Regions from separate parts of the Homo sapiens genome. Here all the other regions are linked to region 3. Evidence: chromatin contacts called from ENCODE Hi-C or POLR2A ChIA-PET data. All regions are on one chromosome and are shown on one strand. Each heading gives the region's core, a stretch centred on a gene start or an enhancer-like site at or near the end of the contact. The rest is flanking DNA. Distances are from core to core; before and after follow the strand shown. Region 1 overlaps ZMIZ1 (zinc finger MIZ-type containing 1). Region 2 overlaps ZMIZ1 (zinc finger MIZ-type containing 1). Region 3 overlaps ANXA11 (annexin A11).

What was found. Hi-C counts contacts between places; a loop is a spot of excess contacts on that map. ChIA-PET counts read pairs that join two places held with the same protein, here RNA polymerase II (POLR2A). Pooled maps may share reads with other maps.
Region 1: a loop to region 3 is called in a pooled map, with 5 times the contacts of the local background. The contact joins two enhancer-like sites. A Hi-C loop is called at or near these places in 3 of 37 single-sample maps with no recorded cell type and 3 of 50 pooled maps. POLR2A ChIA-PET finds 5 or more read pairs at or near these places in 1 of 52 experiments (OCI-LY7).
Region 2: a map with no recorded cell type shows a loop between it and region 3 (5-fold over the local background). The contact joins two enhancer-like sites. A Hi-C loop is called at or near these places in 6 of 37 single-sample maps with no recorded cell type and 7 of 50 pooled maps. POLR2A ChIA-PET finds 5 or more read pairs at or near these places in 1 of 52 experiments (activated naive CD4-positive, alpha-beta T cell).

What each region holds. Positions count from the first base shown.
Region 1 is chr10:79,283,685-79,288,174 of GRCh38, reverse strand. All of the region lies in intron 8 of ZMIZ1 (zinc finger MIZ-type containing 1), which reads right to left. Among named protein-coding and RNA genes, the nearest start is that of PPIF, 62 kb to the left of the region's middle. RefSeq lists enhancers at 903-1,553, 1,388-2,007, 1,554-2,204, 2,418-2,607, 3,058-3,177 and cis regulatory regions at 1,332-1,832, 1,341-1,841, 1,357-1,857, 1,455-1,955, 2,443-2,943. Within about 2 kb of position 1,719, at least 23 of the 41 ENCODE cell types and tissues checked have a DNase peak (open chromatin) inside an H3K27ac peak, as active enhancers do; they include OCI-LY7, where a contact is called at or near this core.
Region 2 is chr10:79,246,516-79,250,973 of GRCh38, reverse strand. All of the region lies in intron 7 of ZMIZ1 (zinc finger MIZ-type containing 1), which reads right to left. Among named protein-coding and RNA genes, the nearest start is that of PPIF, 99 kb to the left of the region's middle. RefSeq lists enhancers at 303-382, 1,793-1,842, 1,092-2,005, 2,006-2,920, 4,418-4,458, a cis regulatory region at 2,127-2,627 and a silencer at 3,613-3,682. Within about 2 kb of position 2,398, at least 28 of the 41 ENCODE cell types and tissues checked have a DNase peak (open chromatin) inside an H3K27ac peak, as active enhancers do.
Region 3 is chr10:80,185,088-80,189,676 of GRCh38, reverse strand. The region is part of intron 1 of ANXA11 (annexin A11); the gene reads left to right. Among named protein-coding and RNA genes, the nearest start is that of ANXA11, 18 kb to the left of the region's middle. RefSeq lists enhancers at 1,293-1,392, 3,033-3,533. Within about 2 kb of position 1,721, at least 26 of the 41 ENCODE cell types and tissues checked have a DNase peak (open chromatin) inside an H3K27ac peak, as active enhancers do; they include OCI-LY7, where a contact is called at or near this core.

The DNA of each region.
Region 1 (4,490 bases), core at 470-2,969, 900 kb after region 3:
GGTCAAGTCTGACGGGCTCCTGCAGAGGCGACCAGCCTGGAGGGCAGGACCACACCACTGTCTGCTCATACTTGCCCCTCCCCTGCCTGGATACCCTCTGCCCTAGATTTCTCAGCCTGGCCAGCCCCTCGCTTTCTTCCTGTCTGAGATCGCTGGAGGGGCCTCCCCCGCCCTCCTCGTATAAAAAAGCAGCTCCTACCCGACACTGCCTGCCCCCTCACCCTGGCACTGGAATTTTTTTCATAGCACTCCACCACTGTCCTAATTATATATTTTTTTGATTATTGTCTGTCTGCCTCTAGAACAGCTCTGTGACGGCAGAGACTTTTGTGCTTAGGACCCTGGTGCAAGTTTCCTCACTCAATCTCCTCATCTGTAAAATGGGCATCAGATGATACCTCCCCACTCTACTCTGTGTTTTCCAACTGTGGGTTACAGAATCTGAGCAGGTGATGACATCCAACCAGCAGGGGAGAAAAAAGCATCAACTAGAAAGTGATGGAGTGTGAGCACACAATAAAGATGAAGATTAGTCCTTGAGCTTCTGTCTTGGTTTTATACACAAATACATGTGCACCTTGGGTCAAGGTGTCGTATGTGTATTTATCGTGGATCTTGGTCAAATAGGTTTGAACACAGGTTCAGCAGCCTAAATCTGATGTGGCTCAAAGAGGAGAATGCAGTCAAAGGGCTTTCCCAACTGAGCGCTGCTCGTGATTTCTGGGGAAACTGCAGGACTCGCATTTGGAGTAGAGGAGCTGTACTCAGGGCACTCAGTTGGCCAGGCACAATGATGGGTAGTGGCTTGTTGAAGATCCAGATGCTTGGGCCAAAGGTGACAGATAGCGACAGACTCTGCTCTCCAGGTGGCGGATTGGAGACTGGGAGCCCAGAGGGAGTGGGCAGTGCAGAGAAACACAGGAAAGTAGCCATGAGCCTGCTCCTCAGGAAGGCTGGGCTGGAACAGCCTCTGTCTCCCAGGGAGGTCACTGGGGACCCGGCACACCACCTGGTTCCAGACTGGCACACCAGAGTCTCACAGGGAGGCTCTACAGGTCACGCTTTTACAAAACAAAGAGGAGATCCCCTGGACACCTGCTGTCCTCAAGGCCCATGTCCTAGGTGTGCTGGATGACCAGAGGGGGTCCCCTACATCTGAACAAAACCCAAGCCTGAGTGGCTTCTCGCCCCAGAACTTCTGCCCCACAAGTTCCCACCAACCCTCCAGGCTGATGGCCTTGAGACGGAAGTTCCTATCCTTTGAGAACATGCCTGGCCAGGCTCAGGAAATGAACCCCCATGGGAGGCCCCAGGGGCCGGCAGGGCCCTGCCTGTGGCCAGGGAGTGGGCAACTGCTGCCTCATCACCTCAGCCCAGGACGCTACACAGGCCCACGAACAAGCTCCCAACTGCCCTGCAGCTCCGTGGGTGAGCCTTGTGGGCGGAAACCAGCTCCTTCCTGTTTTGTCCCCTCTGCCCCAAACTTGGTGAGAAGCAAAGCTAACCAACGTTCCCAAACTGGCCATCCCACTGCCTGGCTGGAAGGTTTGCCGCCCCAGAGCAAAGATGCACGCAGGCATATGGAGGACACATCCGTGCACACACGCGAGGCCCTGCTGGCATGCTGCCCGTGCACTGGGGAAGAGACAGGCACAGCGTGTGGGGCAGTCTCAGGACTAGCTTGCCTCCACACGCACCTGCTGCAGAAGCAGAAGTGGCAGCCGCACCGACAGGACCGTGACTCATCTCATTCTGGGGGAGACGGGCTCCTGCTGTCGCAGAGAAGGCTCTCGCCCCCGCAGGCCCCCACAGCAGCCCTGCTGATGTGACGCCACTGCCTAGACTCAAGATACCACCACCGGGGGAATGCCTGGTCCCTGTTCCCAAGGATGAAGGACCAAGCAGACCCCTGGGCTGCTACCAGAAAGGCATGGCCTGGCTGGGATGGGAGGAGGGTCTGGAGGGTGCCTGAGAGCCCTTCTTCTCTCCGACGAGCACAGTTTAACCTGCAGACTTGCTTCACCTGGTCACAGGTGCTTGGCATTTTTTAATAATTCTGTCCCACTCTGTACAACCCTAATCCAGCATGGCCTGCCCAGTATCACACCATAAGCTGCTCCCAGCCACAGTCCTGTCCAGCCAAAACGGCCCCAACAATCCTGCTCCACCCACAGAAGCACCAAGGCCAGAAGCCATCTGCAATGTCAGCAGCAACGGTTCCATTTGCCAACTGCTCCCTAATACAGGGGCCTCTGTGCCTCTTCTCAGGCTGGCAAGTTCCATCCCACCTTGAAAATGCCATTCATCCTTTCCAGGCTCTTCCAAAGGCCACCTCCTCCGGGAAGCCCTTGCAGAAGGTACTGAACTCCACTGGCTCTTCGCATTCCTGGCAAGAGTGAGAACCCTCTGCCTTCTCCCTTCTGCCTCAGGAGCTGTCACTGATTTCTTGGGCTCCCTGAGCCAAGCATGATGTCTTCACACACCAATAGGGCTCAGGAAACCTTTGCTAAACAAAAAAATGTGCCAGGGAGAAACCACCTCTCTGCACTCACCCTTGGAGTGATGCTGAAAATGAATATGTCCATTTCGTTAAGCCTGATGACCGACCACCTACACAGTGTGTCTGTGGCCACATGGCCACTGGGGCCCAGAAAGTGAGAGAAGGACACAGAGGGAAGCGATGAAACCACTGCTCACTCTCTGTATGCCTCAGCAACCTCATCTATGAAATGGGGCTGATTCAGCCCCTCCCTTCGAAGGCTGCCGTGAGGGTTAAGTGTAAGTGCCTAACATGTATGAGGCCCAGAGTCCCGCACACCTTGGACACCCTGAAACTGCTGGCTGCCGCTGTTACTGTTGTTCTGATTTACTGAGTGACTTCTAGATGCAAGGAATTTTGTGAAGTGGCCTTCACCTAAGAACTCATTCAGTGCCCCATTAAGTGGGCCCAACAGATGCCCATCTTAGAAGCTGGGGCTCACAGAGGTAGCAGAGCCAATCAAGGGCAAGGCTGCCGGGTCACCAGACCGTATCAGGCTCACCACTGTCTTAGGAACTTAGGATCCAGCAAGGCAACGCTCCCCTCTCCAGAGATGGCCACGAGGCAAGGGAGCACACTGCAGAGGCCACCTAGAAGCCACAAGAATTCCAAGAAGGGCTGCATCTTCCTGGGGGTTCTTGGGGAAGTCGCCTAGCACGAAGGGACAGGGGAAATGTAAAGATGGGCCTCAAAGCCCAGCTGCAGAGAAAACCCAAATAGTCTTCCAGGAAAGAATTTCTTTATACACTAAATCGTCTGCTTTAGCTTGTACTGGCCGTGTTGGCAAAGATTCAGGGACCCCTTTTTGAGGTTAATATTCAGCCGACAGAGGGAGGCCCAGCAGGAGAGAGGTTCCCTATGTGGGCTCTGGAGTTACAGTCTTCCGGGTCAAACCCTGGCTCTGCCACTGAAGCTTTCTGTGGCCTTGGACATGTTACTTTCAGTCAGCCTCAACTTTCTCATCTGTAAAGTGGGACTAACACTTTCCTAAGAAACATGAGAAAAAAGTAAAGTTTAGCACAGAACCTGGTAGAAAGACCCTGCTCAACTGTACTTACACCTTTCTCTCCAGTCCTCCAACCAGCCATACACAGCTACCCCTGTTTACTTCAGGATACAATGAAAGTGGCCTAGGAATTTTTCAAATATGCTACCAATGGGAGGAGCCGTTTTCATTCCTACCTGTCAACTAGAAAAAATGTGCTTCTCAAGCCTCTGAGACTTTCTTCATTTTTCTTCTGCCTTCCCTTCACCAGCCAGCAAACTTCTATCCATACTTCAAAGCCCAGCCTGCATACTCCCTTTAAGGACCCTCCTAAGCAGAACCAAGGACACTTTCCTCTGTTCCCTCAGCACTTTTTTCACGTATTTTATAGAGAGCTCTCTGCACTGCAGTCACAGTAGACAGTTTACATGTCTGTGCCAGCTCCACGGGCAATGATCGAGGTTTTGCTGAATGTGAGAAAATGAGCAAGGCCTGGGATAAGGCAGTGATGATTCCTGGCTCCTGTGCACCCGCTATGGCAGCATCTACACACACATTCATGAAAGGAACGCGGGGGGAGGGCTGAGTTATTTCTTCCCTTGCACTTGTAATAGCTGCTTTATTTGGGAGAAATAACCAATTTCCATTAAGGGTATTGTCAGACTCTAATTAATTTCCCTGATCCAGCCATACTGGTCCCGTCTCCGTGCAAGGCTGTAGTGTTACTGCTAATGAAATGCCAAGCCAGTGAGGAGCTGAAGCTCCCACCCTGTTTAATTTAGGGGAACCATTAACAGTGTTCTCCATCATCACAATTACTGGGGCCTACTTCCTTCCCTCCCTGCGGTGAAACTTAGGAACTTGTGCAGCTAACTGCATATTAGAGGGTGTTAAAACTTTTTCAGTAGGAAGGAGGAAAGGAAAAAATCCTTTGCATCTTGGCCATCTGGAACTGATGGTGCAGGG
Region 2 (4,458 bases), core at 1,149-3,648, 940 kb after region 3:
CCCAGGATGGTCTTCCGGCCTTGCGCCTGAAGGCTGTTCTGTCTCCCAGTACCCATCCCGACACCAAGGACACCGTGGGTGCCAGGACCTAGGGTTTGACAAGAAGCCGTGTGTTGGCTCCTGGGACCCTTCCCCAGCTCCCAGAATTTCCTCTCAGCGAGGGGTTCTCCAGGCACCCTTTGGGCACCTGAAAGCCAAGGCTGGACTCACAGTCCTTATTCTGCAAGCCCACTCTCACTAGGATGGCTGGACCCCAAGGGCCACCTCAACATGGCTCGACTCACAGACCCTCTGCCCAGAAATGCAGGGGCTCACAGACCCTGACAAACTATGGGTAGACCTCAAGGAAGAAGTCCTTGTGCAAATCACTGGCGGGCTTCAGAAGTCCAGGGTGCAGACTCTCACCTCTCATTCCCCAAGAGGGAAATGAAAGTGGGCACGTGGGTGCCGGCCACGCTTACTTCCTCCAGAGCTGACACATGCTAGGACCTCCCTGATGGCTGCCGGAGGGACAGCCAGGCAGCTTCTCTCTGGGACAGACAAGTGGCAAGCACACTTGTGCCCCTCTGTCCCCTGACCTTCTCAGGCTCTCCTGTTACAGTGGCCATGCTGGAAGGAGGGATAAGCCCCCAGATGGCACCACCCTCCACAGGGCACAGCAAGGTCTCCAGCTGCAACACAGGGCAAGGACAGGCAGGAGTACTGTACAGATGAGAAAACTGAGGCTCAGACAGAAGGGGGCTGGTGGTGGAGCTGGGTGGAGAGAACCCAGTCTCGGGCTCAGGAACTTGAGGGGAACCTAATGCCCAGCCAGTTTTGGAACTAAGCCCATGCTGCGAGGGGATGAATCCACCTGACAGTGATGAAAGCTGCCAGCTACTGAGACGTTACTATGGGCCAGATACCAACCTAAGCGCCTTTTAGCCCCATCTCATTTACTCCCCACTGCAACCCTGCCAGGCAGGGACAAGTAGCTCTACTGCACTGATCAGGAAACAGAGGCTCAGAGAACCTTGGTGACTTACTCAAAGTCACCTGGTAAATGACAGATGTGGGTTTCATAATTACTGTCTGACACTGGCTTGGGAAGGACACCGGGTGGCCCCATTTTAAGAGCCCCGGGTAGTTGGGCAGGGAGGTCCCTCGTGCATTGGGGGGAAAGGGAGAGGAGCAGTCACCAGAGCTGCCAACAGGGTAGGCCCGCGGGCCACAGAGTGACCACTTCAGGCACAGCACTGCCAACAGATCTTTCTACCATGATGGGAACATTCCACCACTGCACTGTCCAATCTGGTAGCCACTAGCCCGTGAAATGTGACTACTGTGACTGAGGAACTGAAAACTTCATTTAATTTTACTAATGTACATTTAAATACATGTGTGGCTGCTATACTGGACAGCACAGTAAATCCCACGCTGCTCCTTACAAGCAGGGACCTCAAGAAAGGCAGGCACCCCTCACATCACACAGACAAGCTGGGGAGCCAGAGCTGGGCCAAGACCTCGAGCCTTTCAATTCCTGCCTGGGTGACCAGGGCCGCCATGTCCTCATGCTCCGGGCTGGCCATCTGACAGACATTTACGCAGCACCCAGCGTGGATGCAAGTCACGAACCGCCTGTCCTTCAAGTCAGTGTAGTGGGCTGACACCCAGGTGGGCAAGGGATGACAGGAAGCTACTGATGTACAGCGCTGGATCCTGGATGTGCACAGGAGCTAAGGACCGCAAGGAGACAGTGGCCCCGGACGCTGGGTGTGGGGATCCAGGGAAAGCTTCCTGGGCCATGCCATGGCATTAGAGCTGGGCCTGGAAGCAGCAGAAGTGAGAGGCAGGAAAAAGGGCTCCTTGGGCTTCCTTTTTCCTTCCTCTCTGAAACATGCCCCCCATTTTTTCACAGTCCTGGCCTCCCACACACAGGGGTTGAACCAGACCTTGCTAAATCTTCTGCGCACAGTGAAGCTGCCCATCAGATCATAAGCTCTTGGGAGGCAGACAGGGAGCTGGTAAATCACTAGTGCCTCAGGCTCTGACCCAGGGAGCAGGGATTCAACACTGGAGCCCTGGGAGGGTGGGAGACCAACTCTGCAAGCCCAGAGACTACCCGCTGGCACCCATCCACTCCAGTCCCAGCCCCAGGGAAATGCACACATTGATTTAAAGCCTCCTGGGCCTGGCTAGAATCCCCCGAGGGACTAGGGAGAGACTCCACAAACAGGACTGCCTCTCTTTTCCAGGAGAGCAGAGGACTGTTGTGGGGAGGTCTGGACAAGCTCCATCCAGTTCCCGGAGCTCCTCAGAAGGCAGAGCTGGCTGCCCTCGCCCCCCACCATGGGCAACCACAAAACAGGAACCCTGAAACAAGACGAGGCTTTCCATTGCGTCAGCAGGGGCAGGGACATTCCCACAGCAGGACGCCGACCTCGCACTACTCCCAACTTCTATGCCCGATTCCTGCCTGCTACTCAGCAGCAGCCCTGCTCCTAGAAGCAGGAGGAGTCCCAGTGCCTCTGAGGCTCCAAAGCCTTTGATGGCTCCCCACTGCCCTGAAGGTGTTGCAGCAGCCTCACTCAACCTCTCCTCGAGCTCCTGCTAACCTCCCCCCTGCCATCTGGAGGGACATCCTCCTTTCTCATCAAGCGCCATACCTCTCCTGGTTTCCAAGCCTTCGCAGCTACTAGTCCTCCCACCCAACAGTCCTTTCTCATCCTGCCCATTTCCAAAATCAAGTTTCACCTGGGAAGTGTTTCAGGCCGCTCCAGCCTGAAAGTCACCATTTTCCCCTCTTCCTTCTATAGCTCTTGGGGTGTAGAGCATAGGCCTCTGTTCATCTAATTCTCTCTTGCCGTGCTGCACCCTAATATTTCCCACTGCACACCCAGATGCGGGTGGTGGCACCCAAAGACATGGCCCAAGCTTCTTTCTCACTTTCCTCTCTCCCCACCTCTCTGGCACAGGGCTGGTATTGAGGCCCTGGAGTGGAGTCTACCTTTTAGAGATGAGATAAAGATGAGGCAGAGATGAGACACTCAGGCCCCCAGAGGGGAAGTGACTTGCCAAAGGTCACACACTAATTTGGCACCAGACTACAGATACAATCACTTCAGGGCTAGTGTTGGGAGCCATGATTCTACCAATAGCATCAGAATTATCTGGGGAGCTTTACAAGCCAAATCACAGGGGCCGGGCCTCCCCTCAGACCCAACAACTCTCCAGGGTGGTTTGGGAGCCTCAGTCTCAGAAAATGTGAGTGTCCTGGCTAAATCCCCTGTTCTCCATTCACCCAGTACACACAAAGCAGCACCACTGCCCCAGGCCAGGCACTTCTAAGGCCTGGCCTCACCCTACGGGGGGTGGGAGCAGTTGGGGAACCCAGCAGGGTCTCTGCGGCTTAGAGAAGCCCCAGGGTGGCTCTAAGGAGAAGTCAGGGCCATGGCTGGGGCTACTGAGAGGGAGGAAAAGGGTCATACTTCCTGAGCCTGGCCAGGCAGGGGGACAGCAGACTGCCTGCTTGGCCCACCCAGGGGTCCTCACGCCCAGTACTCTGGGTGATGGGGGTAGCTCCCAGCTCTGTGCATCAGTTTGGAAAGGCACACAGCCCATCAGATCCTGGGGAACAAGGACACTGTGAGCTTCCCCGAGGGACTCACTATGGGTCCTGGAAGGGCTCCCCGGAAAGGCCTCATCAGTGCCCCGCCCCTGACCATTTTCTCCCTCTAGAGGACTGGAAACCTGAGAGTGTCGCCAAAGGTCCTCGCATCCCTCAAGCTGCCCTGATGGGCCTTGAAGAACCCTCTTTCTGGTGTGCGGGGGTCCCTGCAGAAAGCCACCGCATTTTCAGACCTCCCACTTCAGTCAGGTCAGGGCCATGGGAGCTGGAGGCGGCAGCAAGGCCTGCTGCTGGGGGAGTGGGCACCTCAGGACACAGGGACAAGGCCACAGGAAGCTAACCCTCACCTCAGGGCTGGAGCAGGAAACCAGGCAGCAGGCACAATGAAATCATAAACCACACGTTCCCACTGGGAGACTGGGATTTGCAGTGGGCTGGGAGAGGGCATTGGCTCCATCCATGGCCTCTCCTGCCATGTGACCTTGGGGCAGGAAGTCCCTTCGGCCCTCCGGCCAGTGGGCTGGCCTTCCTTCCCTGCCTGTGGTGTCTGGCCAGGGAGCTCCCTGGGAAGCTGGAAGTGCTTCGAGGGTGGAGGCCTTGTTTTTCCCTTTGCAGGCTCCCTCGTGAGGCAGCTGCTGCTCTGCCAGGCCCTGGGAGAGTTTCCTCCTGCAGCCGAGGCTTGGGGAAGGAGGGCGAGGGAGGCCCAGCAGATGCTCTGTGACACGGTGTGGCGGGGCAAGAGCAAGGGTGAGGTGCACTCTGTACCAGTCAAAGGTCCCGAAATCCTTCTCCCTGCTGGGTTCGGGCCTGTACCCCTCTCTCTGAGGTGGTGCTAAGGATCCCAGCCACAG
Region 3 (4,589 bases), core at 472-2,971:
TTTGGATTTTGGATTTTTGGATTTTGGATACACAATGGTAAGTATGATGCCAGTATTCCAAAATCTGAAGTCATCTGGTCTGAAGACCACAATGTCTGAAACATTGCTGATCCCACACATTTTGAATGAGAGGTACTCGGCCTGTATGCCCAGGAGTGAGATTGCTGGATCGTATGGTAGTTCTATGTTTAATTTTTTGAGGAATCTCCATACTGTTTTCCATAGTGGCTGCACTATTTTACCACATGGTTTTTTTATCTTTACAGTTTTATCTCAGGGTCTTTTGGATCTCATGGTGCTAAAATGAAGGTGTTGGCAGGGTTGTGTCTTTGTCTGGTGGCCCTAGAGGTGAATGCTTCCTTGCCCTTTCCAGCTTTAGAGGCCATTTGAGTTCCGTGGCACTTGGCCCTTTTCCTCCATGGGTGGAATCCCTCTCATGCTTGGACTCTGTCCTTCTTATTCTTCCTTTTCATCCTTAACCCAGCAACAAAGGCTCTCTGCTTTGAAGGACGCTTCTCACTGGATTGGGCCCACCCGGATAATCTAGGCTAGTCTCCCCATTTCATGGCGGGTAACCCTAATCACCTCAGGACAGTCCCTTTTGCCACCTAAAGTAACGCATTCACAGGTACCGGGGATGTCTTTGAGGGACCTAATCAGAGAAGCTGATGGTAGCTGAGTTTCAGGCTCTGAAAAGCCCTCCCTCTACCCCTCCCCTTACCAGCATTTTCCTGAGGCCCCGGGACCCTAAGGGTTGGCTGGACACTCCCCTCACTGTGTGGGCTGGGCTGGTCCCCTGGCGGGAGCCTGACACCTGAGTTTAGTGTGTGCCCAGGATCTGTGACCCTTTTCTCCCTCTCGAAATGTCAGAGCCTGGCTTCTTTGGCCACTAGGCGTGTTGGTCACAGAGTGAAGATAACTGTGTCCTGCTTTACAAAGCGCGTTCCTGTTCTTTTTACTTTTAGTCCTCATAGTAATCCAAGGTAGGTGGGGTACATCAGGTCTTTGCAGATAGAATGGAGGTTCGGAGAGGTTAAGTTGCCCAGGGGGGTCACACAGCAAGCAGTTGCGTTAGGAACCAGACCTTGGCTCCAGGCTAATGCCTCCTAGGGACTAAGTTAAAATTAACTGAGCACCTGCTGTGTGCTAATACCTGTTGTAGTGCTATATATATATATATATATATATATATATATGTGAGAATACTACATTCTCACAGCTGTGTAATGAGATGGATGCATTTTTCCTCTTTTCACAGGTGAGGAGAAAGGCTCAGAGTGGTCAATCTATATATCCAGGGTCACACAGCTAACAAGAGGTAGAGCTAGAATGGAATCATTGTCACTGGACTCCAAACCCTGTGTACCATCCCAGTGGCCTAGCAGCAGTGTTAGAAGATGATATCAGAGCTGTGTGGGCTGCGGTAAAACTCATGCAGCAGAATTGAGAAGTCCCTTGTGACTGTCCTGTGATGTTTGGGGCCCTTGACGGGGGAGTGTGGGCCGTGAAAAGATGGGGGAGCTGGTTTAGAGTGTGTGAGAGAGAGTAATTGGGGGTGGTAGAAGCCTGCCAAGAATCTAGGGGTAGACATTGTGAAAGCCAATGTCAGTGAGGCTCAGGCCCAGTGTCTTGGAGCTGCAGAGCTTCCCTTTACCTCCCACTGCAAAATGAGGGAAGGGTTTAGAGAAGTTTCTGCTTCCTTCCGGCAGAGCTGCTGCAAGGGTTGTCTTGTAGATAGTAACTACCACAGGACTTGGGGTGTGGCACATCCCTGTGGGCCCAGGAGATCTGGGAGAAGCTGGGTTGGACTTTGCAGTAACTGGAGTGACCTGACAGCTAAGAGGGGTGGGATTGACAGGGAAGCCTCAGCCACCCTGGGACTTGTGCCCAATTGACATCAGCTCACTACCATTGTTTTGCTGGTCCCTCCTAGGCGGGCCCTGGCAGAAGCTCCCTCTGCTCAGGTGGTGTAACTGGCGGTGGCTTCCCCTTGCGGAAGTGGGTAAACAAAGACAGAGACCTGTGTCTCCTCCCCGCCCCTGCCACCTGCACTTATAAACACAACCCACTGTTTCCCTTTTTGGGAGTGTGTGAGAGAGAGAGAGAGTGTGTGTGTGTGTGTGTGTGTGTGCACGCGCGCACATGCGCGTGCATCCTTAGGTTCCGTCTAAATCCGTTCAAGCTGCTGTAATAAAATATCATAGACCGGGTGGCTTATAAACAACAGAAGTACATTGCTCACAGTTCTGGAGGCTGGAAGTTGAAGATGAAGGTGCCAGCAGACTCAGTGTCTGGTGAGGGCCCACTTTCTGGTTCACAAATAGGATAGCACCTTCTCCCTGTGTCCCCACATGGTGGAAAGGGTTGGGCCCTCTGGGATCTCTTTTATAAGGCCATGAATCCCATTCATGAGGACTCCAACCTCATAACCTTCCAGAGGCCCCGCCTCCAAATGTCATCACACTGGGAGTTGGGATTTCAATAAATGAATTTTGGGGAGACAGAAGTATTCAAACTATAGCAGGTCCTGGCCACACTTTGGAGTCAGGACTTGGGTGGGGGGCTTTTTCTGTCACTGCCACTGTGTCTGTTGCAAGAACCTCAGCGTCCTCCAGGACCTGAGTGCCCATCACGTGCTGGCCTGCGAGGCAGCCAGATATTAGCACTGTGTCTCTGTCACTTTCTTCCTCTGCTGCCCACTTTCCACTCCTCAGAAATTCTGAATTGGACTCAGCATTTGACTGAGCATTGGCTCTTATGTGAGCCTGTTTGGTGTGGGCAGGCCTCAGAGGTGACTCTGCCCACAAAGAGGAGTGGCCTGGCTTCCAGGGAAGCCTGCCATGGAGGAGCGTGACGGAGAGATCTGCGTGTGACGCTGTGTGCTCTCGGTCTGCGTTGTATGGAAAGTGAGTTCCTCCTCACTTGCCCCCATCCCCCTTCTCAGCACCTGGTCTGGAGAGGCAGGCAGGAGGAGAGAAGATGGCCCCATCCATGCCACACCTCAGTGAAAATTCTGAGGACAGGCTCTGGTGCCCGCAGGGTTGGAGCTTCATGCAGGCTGAGGCCCTGCCTCTGCGGGTCCCTCTCCCAGGCAGGTTTACTCTCCGAGGGTCTTTCATATCTCCCTGCCCGGTGGCCTCCCTCCACCATCAGTCTTGCCTTCGCTGTCCCCTCTACTCTTGGAGTGGAGCAGGCCCCCATACACCCAGGCACGTGGAGGGGATGGAAAGAAAACAGCGCCAATTTCCTGTTGGTGCTTTCTCTATTGGGAGGCTGGAAAATCCAACACAGCCATGCCAGTGTGCTCCCCACTCCCATCCTCCACCTGTCACACTGCCCTGACCCTCCCCAGTTCCGTGTTTCTCTCCTACCCCCCTCCTTCCCCCTTCAGTCCCCACAGTTCTCATCCTGGGCATTATCAAATAGCCCAGGGTCCTCTCTTTCTTATTTTGTTTTGGAGAAACAGGATGTCATGATATGTTACATGATATAATGGGAACAAACTTGGTATTAAACTGTTAATATCCCCATTTTACAGATGGGGAAAACTGAGGTGCAGAAAGGTCTCGTAAACTGTCAAGATCGCGTTGCTGGTGGGGAGCAGGACTAGGATGTGAACCTGGGTAGTCTGGCTTCAGAGTCTGTGTTCTTCTCACCATCCTCCATTGCCTTTAATGAAGTACTTTAATGAAGTACCTTTAATGAAGTATGTAATGAAGTTTCATACAGTGAAACCGGACTTAGAAGCCAGGTATCCTGATTCTGAATTCCATGCTATTTCATCATACCAGTGTTTCTAAAGCTCTGTTCTTAAAATACTAGTCCCTGGGGCCAGTGGGCTCTGTGAGGAAGTATAGTGTAGTGGTAAAGTCTGGGCTTTGGAAGCAGACTGCCTGGCTCAGCCATTCAATAGCTATAACCTTGAGCAAGTTACACAGCCTCTCTGTCCCTCAGTCTTCATTTCTGATATGAGAAGGATAATTTTAGTATTTGCCTCATAGGGTTGTTATAAAGTTCAGTTCCGTGTGAAGCACTTAACAGTGCCTGGCACATAGTAAGCATTTAATAAATGGTAACTACTATTATGGCCTAATTAGTTTGGGAAATTTGAGGATAGAGTTAAGCAGGCACTTTTGTTACAGGATTTATCAGAGCTTTTATTACGCTGTTGCAAATTGGCAGTTTCCTGGAAAGGGGATGTGTAGTTATAGTACATAACTATATGTAGTAAGCATTTTCTAAACTTTTCGGGCAACTAATCTCTTGCTCTTGTCTGCCTGTCTCGCTCCTTAAACTGCGTGCCTTCTAACTTCACAACTTGTAAGATATGAAGCTGGTGTCAGGGAACACATTCCGGGCAGCACTGAGCTGCCCATCACTCTATCTGCTTCTAAGTGAGGCTGAGCTAGGCCTGGGCATCCCGGTTAGATCTGAGCAAGACTTCTGGGGGCAGTAGATGGTAGGTGTTCAGAAGCAAACAGACTTATAGTGAAAATGAACAAGCTGTCCATCAGTTGACTGTCATGCACCAGGTGGGTTCTGCTCTACAGAAGGCCAAAATGCATATTGTGGGAGTGTGATGTCCTTGC